2 separate regions of the Homo sapiens genome follow, and region 2 is linked to region 1. The links are chromatin contacts, found by Hi-C or POLR2A ChIA-PET in ENCODE. All regions are on one chromosome and are shown on one strand. Each heading gives the region's core, a stretch centred on a gene start or an enhancer-like site at or near the end of the contact. The rest is flanking DNA. Distances are from core to core; before and after follow the strand shown.

Evidence for each region. A loop is a pair of places that touch in the nucleus more often than their neighbours do. ChIA-PET counts read pairs that join two places held with the same protein, here RNA polymerase II (POLR2A). Pooled maps may share reads with other maps.
Region 2: a pooled map shows a loop between it and region 1 (9-fold over the local background). The contact joins the promoter of ZSCAN12 here to the promoter of LINC02980 in region 1. A Hi-C loop is called at or near these places in 2 of 50 pooled maps. POLR2A ChIA-PET finds 5 or more read pairs at or near these places in 2 of 52 experiments (GM10248 and H1).

What each region holds. Positions count from the first base shown.
Region 1 is chr6:25,990,238-25,994,524 of GRCh38, reverse strand. LINC02980 (long intergenic non-protein coding RNA 2980) reads right to left here and starts at 1,858. Exons shown (of 3, transcript NR_186645.1): 1 at 1,607-1,858. It overlaps TRIM38 (tripartite motif containing 38), which reads right to left. Exons shown (of 8, transcript NM_006355.5): 8 at 3,294-4,287. RefSeq lists an enhancer at 1,540-1,749 and a silencer at 1,740-2,049.
Region 2 is chr6:28,397,831-28,402,117 of GRCh38, reverse strand. It overlaps ZSCAN12 (zinc finger and SCAN domain containing 12), which reads left to right and starts at 2,371. Exons shown (of 4, transcript NM_001163391.2): 1 at 2,371-2,461; 2 at 3,645-4,114. The coding sequence starts at 3,713. LOC105374998 (a long non-coding RNA gene) reads right to left here and starts at 2,299. Exons shown (of 2, transcript XR_926659.2): 1 at 2,211-2,299. RefSeq lists an enhancer at 1,988-2,237 and a silencer at 3,249-3,318.

The DNA.
Region 1 (4,287 bases), core at 609-3,108:
CATAGTTGTAAAAGCTGCCATCCCTAACCAAGGCCACCCTTGACCCTTTCTCATGTTCCATCTTTCTGTTTGTTTCATAGTTTATGTCTCACCAAAATCTATCAGATAAACGTATTCATATGAAGATTTAAATATATTACATGTTAAGCCTTAGCGAATACTTCAATATCTAAAGAAGGTACAAACAAAACAAAAATCAACACTTAGTTATAAGAGATTACATACTCTCCAGGGAAGACCTGAAGACTAGCCCCTTTCTGGATCCCACTAGCCCCTCATCCCACTCCAAGCCCTCCCCTCCAATCCCATATGCACTGGGCATTCATACAAATAAGACCATCAGCTCTGGATATCTGTACTGATTGATGCTCCTGCTAACTACCTGAATGATTGCGATGTAAGGACAGCACTGCCTGAATCCTATTTATCTCTCGCTATGCCATAGCGGCCTTCCATGCTGATGGCGTGTTTGAGGATCCAGAGGGGTCTTTGGTTGGCAGGATTGTTTTATTTCCCCAAGAGGAGAGCCTTGATGCAAAAATAGGTGAAGAAATCAGTACAACAAAACAGAAAGCCTAGAAACTACTATGAACACAATAGAGCAGAAGTAGCCTTAAGAGTTGGTGGAGAAAGGATGGTCTATTCAATTACCTGGGCTGAGAAACTGGCTTTCATATGGAATAAAAATAAAATTATAGCTATACCCCATATCATACACAAAAGTTTCTACATCTAACAAAGACACAGATAGAAAATGTTTTAAAATTTTAGAAGAAAATAGTGCAGAATTTTAGTGCAGAATTTCTTAGACTAGATGCAAAAACAAAAATGATTAAAGTGGCCAGGCACGGTGGCTTATGCCTGTAATCTCAGCACTCTGGGAGGCCGAGGTAGGTGGATTAGTGGAGGTCATGATTTCGAGACCAGCCTGGACAACATAGTGAAACCCCATCTCTACTAAAATACAAAAATTGGTAGGGTGTGGTGGCTCACGCTTTTAATCCCAGCTACTTGGGAGTCTGAGGCAGGAGAATCACTTGAACCTGGGAGGCAGAGGTTGCAGTGAGGGGAGATGGCGCCACTGCACTCCAGCCTGAGCAACACAGCGAGACTCTGTCTCAAAAAAATCTAAAAATAAAAAGATTATTTTTAAAAGACTATTTTAAACAAAAAAAATCGTTTAAATGATATGACACACTACATCTAATATTTGGAAAAGTACTTCTTAATACTTTTAATAAAAAGAGGCGCTGAGAGCATACAACCTATCCTCAGAAGAGTGTTTGACCTCTAGGAGGGACGCAAGCGCGTTCTTCCTTCATTTTAACTGGTCATTTTCATTTATTTCAGGAACATCTGAAGTAAACACAGTCACACGTTAACCTTTAAAAATCTAGGAGGTGCGTACGCATAGTTCCATTACTTCAATTTTTGTACTTTTGCATTTTAAAATATCACAGGGAAGCTCGGTACAGCTTCAAGGCTAGGAGGGGTGGCTCTCTCTTAAGCCCTGTCCCCGCCAGCCCCAGACCTCTCGTCCCGCCCCCATTGCCCAGTCCCCACCCTCACTTCCCCATTTCCCCACTCCCGCGGTCTCTTAACGCACCTCGTTTTTCGTCCAGTGGACTCAGACCTGTAGTCTTCCACCAGGATCGGCTCCTTTCCCGGAGCTCTCGCTCTTAGAGGAAATTGAGAGAAGCATCAGCGGAGACCCATCTGTGGCTCTCCAGAGGGCGCGGCATTCAGACCCCAGATCCAGCTGTGAGAACGGACCCCAGGCTCACACCAGGCCTGCGGGAGGCGGCCCACCAGAGGCGCTAGAAAACAAGCCTCGCGGGGAGGCGCGCAGGGCGACTGCAAGCTGTAGGGGGCGCTGGCGCCCTCACAGGCCAGGGGCAGGGCCGGCGCTGCGGGCGGGGCTCCTGCGGCGTGAGGGGCGGCCCCAGGCCAGCAGCTGCGCCCTGGCTGGGAGCCGGGGAGCATTTGCTGCTCTGCTGGACCCTGAGTCTGGCGGCGGGCGGCCTCCTCTCCGCTCCCCGCCCGCCATCCCCCAACTCCCGATCTCTCTGCTGCGTCTGGCCTCAGGCTGAGACCCCAACGAATCATTCCCCGCATGGGAACATTTTATGATATAACTGAATTCAGTTTTATGTATAACTGAATTACGGATATGAGAATCTCAAATGAGGACGAATGGTTTTTACGCACAAAACATGAGACACAAATCTGTAAGAAATATAAAGTCGTGACCACGTCCTTTCAGAACTTTAACCTGTTTGCTGAAGTACGTCAGTAACAATGGCAGGGAAAGGGTATCTTAAATTTCACCACAGCCTCAAAGAGGCCATTTCGTGGATCCGCTGAGGCTTGGAGTCGGCCTTCTGACCACGAGTCCTGCGGCTATGAAAGAGGAAGCCGCGGTTCAGGGCGTCCTCGCGAGTCGTGCAGCCCGCCCTGCTCCAGCTGGGGACACCGGTGGTCACGGCGCTTTCCAGCTGCAGATCCAGGCGGCAGCCCAAGATTTGGTCCAGCCGCCAAGGGGTGGCTCGAGTGACTGACGGGCCTTGAACGCTCCCAGGACCCACATCTGGAGAGGGAGGTGGGGGTGGGGTGCTGAAGTCATTCTTGGGGCCCCTGGGGGCGGGCATGGACCTGGGTAAGGCCAGAGAAATTGACACCTCGTGACATCCCTGGAAGAGAAGTACGTTCAGTGTCACTCCAGAGCTGAAACCGCCTTCTGGCTGGTCCCTCCTCACCTACATACTTTTCTAATTTGTCTGGAGCAGGCCGGGCATCTGTATTATCTGGTTATTTAAATATCTGGTTATTTAAAAGCTCTCCATTAAATTCACATACACGAAAATAAAAATTAAAAAAAATTTTAAAAAAAAGAAACAAAAGCTCTCTAATGACCAAGTCCTACACGATAGTGAATAAATTTTTTTGTGTGGTCCCTAAAATTGAGTTCATGCCTTTTCTGAAGTAATAGACGCCCAGAGAAGGGATCGACTTACCCATCATGCCACAGAGATTAATTGGCCCCAGAATTCTTTAGCAGACCGTGTATATGAACGTCCTTTGCAATCATATAAATTAACTGGGAAAACCTCATTTAGTATGTTACATGCCTAGCGTTTTGTGCCTGAACACCTTACAAGAACCAGGGACTATTGCCCCAATATTATATTTCAGGAAAGGAAGGCCCAGACAAATGGTGTCACTGGTCCACTTTCACCCAGTTGGTAAATGAAACCAGAAATTATAGCTGTACCACAGAAAGGTGAAAACGTTTCTTTTATAATTTCACATACAATCTTTAATGGACCCAGTGTCCAACACATTAAAGCAAGTGCTCAGGAGTGACATCAAGATGTAAAAAATAGTCCTGTCCTCAGGGAGTTTAGGTCTTGGAGAAAAGAGACCCAAGGAGACACAAGACAAAGGGGAAAGAGAAGGAGCGCTGAAGACTGAGGACCCTGCCTGTGGACTGAAGTGAGGATGGGGACACCCGATGCCCGGAATATGACAGTTTGGAGGGGCCTGAAGGACTCTTCTATTCTCTATCAGAAAAACAGAATTACTCTCCTAACCAGAAAAGGTATTTCAATTTATATTTTCCATCACAGCACTTTTCTGGTGATAATTTAATGTGTTTTAAAAAATGTATCACAGTGATGGCCTGGTGTGAAATAAATAATAAAATTTTAAGAATTAAAAAATATAAAAATCTTTTATATAGACATTAGGAGTTACAAGGATAACTGTGAATTATAATTAGTAATTAAATTGAAATACTGATTATTTTCATTTTTATTTAATTATTTAATAAAACCTATTTAACATTTAATATTTATCAGTAATTAAATCTAATTGTTAATATTTATTATTATAAATTATTTTAGAATTAAAAATAAGTGTAGAAGCGAGGCATGGTGGCTCAAGCCTGTAATCCCAACACTTTGGGAGGCTAAGGTGGGAGGATTGCTTGAGCCCAGTAGTTCAAGACCAGCCTGGGCAACATGGAGAAACCCTGTCTCAATACAAAAAAATGAGCCATGTGTGGTGGTGCGTGCCTGTAGTCCCAGCCATTCTGGAGGCTGAGGTGGGAGGATGACTTGAGCCTAGGCAGTCAAGGCTGCAGTGAGCCCTGATCTTGCCACTGCACTCCAGTCTGGGCAACAGAGCAAGACCCTGTGTCAATATACATATGGACAAACTTAAAATTTAAAATGAAAGCATACTACTGATACAGAATTGAGTAGAGATGCAAAGCTAGTCCTATAACCA
Region 2 (4,287 bases), core at 1,122-3,621, 2.4 Mb before region 1:
TGGCACGGTGTGAGGAGGGATCTCTCTCTCCCTTCTCCGCAGACGCCCTGAAAGAAGAATCTATAGGGCTGGCAGTAGGGGGCAAAGGGCACTCCAGAAATCTGTCCTAGGCTGTTTTTTAGCACCACACACTTCATGAGATATCTTAATCATTTTAACCATTACTGAAAGGTGGAAGGCTCCAAAATATGGATCTCAAGCTAACTCTCTTCTCATGACTCCTAGACCCACAAATCCCTAAACCAATCCATTAACAAATAGCAACATCTACAGTGTAATGCTTCCTAGGATTTCGAACTTAACATGGCCAAGCTGTGCTCATAAATTTCTTCTCAAAATGCTACTTGTCATTTAGTGTCCCCTGTCTTGGTGGAGGGACCACCATCCTCTGACGATACCAGGCTTTTTTTTTTTTTTTTTTTGGTTCTCTTATCCCCCACATAATCAATGATGAAGCCCTGATCCATTTTTCCTCCTGAGAATTTCTCAATTTCATCCCCTCATATTTGGCATTTTAAAAATCAGGCCTCTCCTGATCTCATTTAATCTTGTGTGTGTGTCACTTCATATTTTTGTCAAAGTATCTTTGAGATGGATTTCTAGAAGTGGTATTGCAGGAACAAAGGGTAAACTTACATATATAATTTTGCTGTATAGTATTATCTTTCATACCTATGGGTTGTACCATTTTGCATTCCCACTAGAATGTTAAGAGTTTCTCCTTCCTCATGAGTAGAGCATGCTGTCAAACTTTTGTACCATTGCCAATCTGATGACTAACGGTGCCTCAGTCAGCATAGTTTTTAATTTGTATGTTCATATTTTGAGTGAAGTTGAACATATTTACAGATGTTTGAGGGCTGCTAGCATTTCTTATTCTGTCAACTATTTATTTCTTTTGGCCATTTTCTCTATTGGGTTATTGGTTATTCTCAACTTTTAGGAGCTCTTTAGGTATTTGGAAAACTAGCCCTTGCCTGTGATATGTTGCAAGCCTTTTTCTTTCCTTATTTTTTTTTGACAAGCAATACATTTTATTTTCATGTAGCCAGATTTATTATTTTTATGGGTTTTAGATTTTGAGTCATATGGTTAGATAATGTTTCCCTATTCCCACGTGTTAGAATTATTATTCATGTTTTCTTCTAATACATGTATAGGTGGATTTTTTATATTTAGATCTCAGATCCATTTAGAATTTATCTCTATTGTGATGTGTGGTGGGAAATACAAATCCAGTTTTACCTTTGCCAAACGGTTATCATCCCAGCACAACTTCTAAGTTCTTCATTTCCCTGTTGATATGTGGTGTCACCTTCATCATTTACTCAATATCCTTACATACCTGGATCCATTTCTGGTCTATTCTTTCTCTCTGTTAATACACTAAAATTATATGGGTATGTTCCAGTATCTGATAAGGTTGACCCTCACCATTTTTCTTTTTCATGGGTTTCCTGGCTATTCTTATTTCCCCACATGAATTTTATAATCAGTTTATCTAATTCCAGAACAATATTTGTTGATATTTTTGTTGGAATACTACAGTTGCATACGTATTTAGGGAGGACTGACCTCTTTGAGTCTTTCCAAGAACCTCATATCGCTTTCTGTTTGTTTAAATGTATACTTGGCCTTTTAGGAATGTTTTAAAGCTTTCCCCATAGAAGTTTTGTTCATTTCTTGTTAAGTTTATTCCTAGTTTCACTTTTTTGCTGCTCTTGTAAATATGGTCTTCTCTTCCATTATATCTCGTAACTCGTTATCATTGATTATTCACATATATGAAGGTCGTTGATTTTAGTGTGTTAACTTTATATCTTGCTATTTTACTAAATTATCCTTTTTTTATAGTTTTTCCATTGAACCGGGTTTTCTGACATATAATCATACATCAGCACATAAAAGAGAACATCAAAAGAATCGTGGATGGCGAAAGAGCCGGCAGAAACCAGCCGGCTGGCCCTTGAGAAGTCTGTGTGGAAGAAGTCCCTTCGCCACCGCTAAGCGCGGATTTGGGAAGGTCCCCCGGAGAACATCCCTTTGAGGCATCTCTAACCTCAGAGACACAGAATCCCAAAGTGAATGGAGACGCAAGGGATTTCCCTGTCTTAAGATCAGTTCTACAAGCCTCGACCACCCATCGGGTCGGGGGAAGTGTGGACAATGGCTGGGTAAAGAAGAGGAGAAGATAAACCCGTTCCATTTACCAGCGGGCCTGAAAGCCATCAACCTTCCTCTCACGTAGACGCGCGGAAACACTACCGAGTTGAAAGCCCCTTTCGCTCCCTTCCTAGAGCGGCCGCGGAAGTGCGCCCCGCGCGGGCTGGTTCTTAGACCCCCCGTGGCCGCTTCCGGCCTTTGTGGGTCACTTTTGATGGGTTCCGGGTCCCAAAAGGGTTCGAGGCCTCTTGCCTTCGCTCCGTAGGAGGGAGTTCTCTTCTGGCCCTGGGGGCCGCAGGTGAGCGATGTTGTGCTCTGTACGCTGCGAGCAGGTGGGCGGGAGATTGCTGTATTCCAGCTGCTGGGCCCCTCAGGCCCTGGCCGGTGCAGAGTGGACCCCGGTCCTCCCAAACCCAGGCGGATCCGCGGGAAGCTCTCCCTCCCCAAAGTGCGTTGGGACATTAGGATGAGGGTTTGGCTCCCAGTCTCTGCAGCAATTCCAGGCTGTAAGGCCCATACCTTCCGCGTTTGCTTCGGGCTGTGTATCCTTGGGTTCAGCGCTTACCGACATTTCTGGACAGTGGTGGGTCACAGACGCTCGCCGGCGTCCTAGGGACCCTTTCCTGGGCCTTCCTCACTTCAGATTATAATCACAGACCACGAGGTTAGAGGGAAGCCTTAAAGAGTAACCTCTTCAGCCTTCTCACTTTATAAATGAAGAATGAGGAGCAGAAAGATTAAGTCCCTGAAGAAATAAATTTACATGACTGTAGCTTTTGTGATTTCATGGTTTCCACCAGACATCTGGACATTCAAAAGATAAAAGTAACTAATCAAGGATGTCCTAACCTTTTGTTATTATTATTTACTTGATCTAAATGTTAGTTTTATTCCATTTGTCTTTCATTTAGGACCAAATGAGAATAAGTTTACCAACAAGTCTTACTCTTAAGTCCTGAAACAACTTGGCACCTTTCCTCAGTCTTTCTCTTTAAATTAGTCTAATCTTTTTTTTTTTTTTTGAGACGGAGTCTCGCTCTGTCGCCCAGGCTGGAGTGCAGTGGCGCGATCTCGGCTCACTGCAAGCTCCGCCTCCCGGGTTCACGCCATTCCCCTGCCTCAGCCTCCTGAGTAGCTGGGACTACAGGCGCCCGCCGTCACGCCCGGCTAATTTTTTTTTTTTTTTTTTTTTTGTATTTTTAGTAGAGACGGGGTTTCACCATGTTAGCCAGGATGGTCTCGATCTCCTGACCTCGTGATCCGCCCGACTCGGCCTCCCAAAGTGCTGGGATTACAGGCGTGAGCCACTGTGCCCGGCCTAAATCGGTCTAATCTTAAGTCTTTTCTATCAGAGTATTTTTCTGAGTAAGTATTGTACATTAATCCGGAGGTCAGATTTCAAAGGTCATAGTTAAGTTCTCAGAATTTGCAGTTTTACTTTATGGTGGAGTTTGTATTAATAATGATGGCTTATTCTTCAGGACTGTCCAGGAATACAGTTTCCAGGTGAGATCTTACTTGAAACACCGGTAGTTCTAGCACAGCTAAAATGGCATCTACTTGGGCTATCCAGGCCCACATGGACCAGGATGAACCTTTGGAAGTAAAGATAGAGGAAGAGAAATATACCACCAGACAGGATTGGGACCTGCGTAAAAACAACACCCATAGCAGAGAGGTCTTCCGTCAGTACTTCAGACAGTTCTGCTACCAGGAGACATCTGGTCCCCGTGAGGCTTTGAGCCGACTCCGAGAACTTTGCCATCAGTGGCTGAGGCCAGAGACCCACACCAAAGAACAGATTCTGGAGCTGCTGGTGCTGGAGCAGTTCCTGACCATCCTACCTGAGGAGCTCCAGGCCTGGGTGCAGGAGCAGCATCCAGAGAGTGGGGAGGAGGTGGTGACTGTGCTGGAGGATTTAGAGAGAGAACTGGATGAACCAGGAGAGCAGGTGAGAAAAAAGATGTGACTTCTGCTTGAGAAAACATAAATTGTGGATTTCTAGGCCAGAGTGAAGAACAGCCATTTTTTCACAAAGCATGTTTTTGACAGTTTGGTGCATCAGAAAGGGGCATGAGTTTCACGGAAAGTTGGCTAATGTGGTCCCAACTTATTTATAACTTT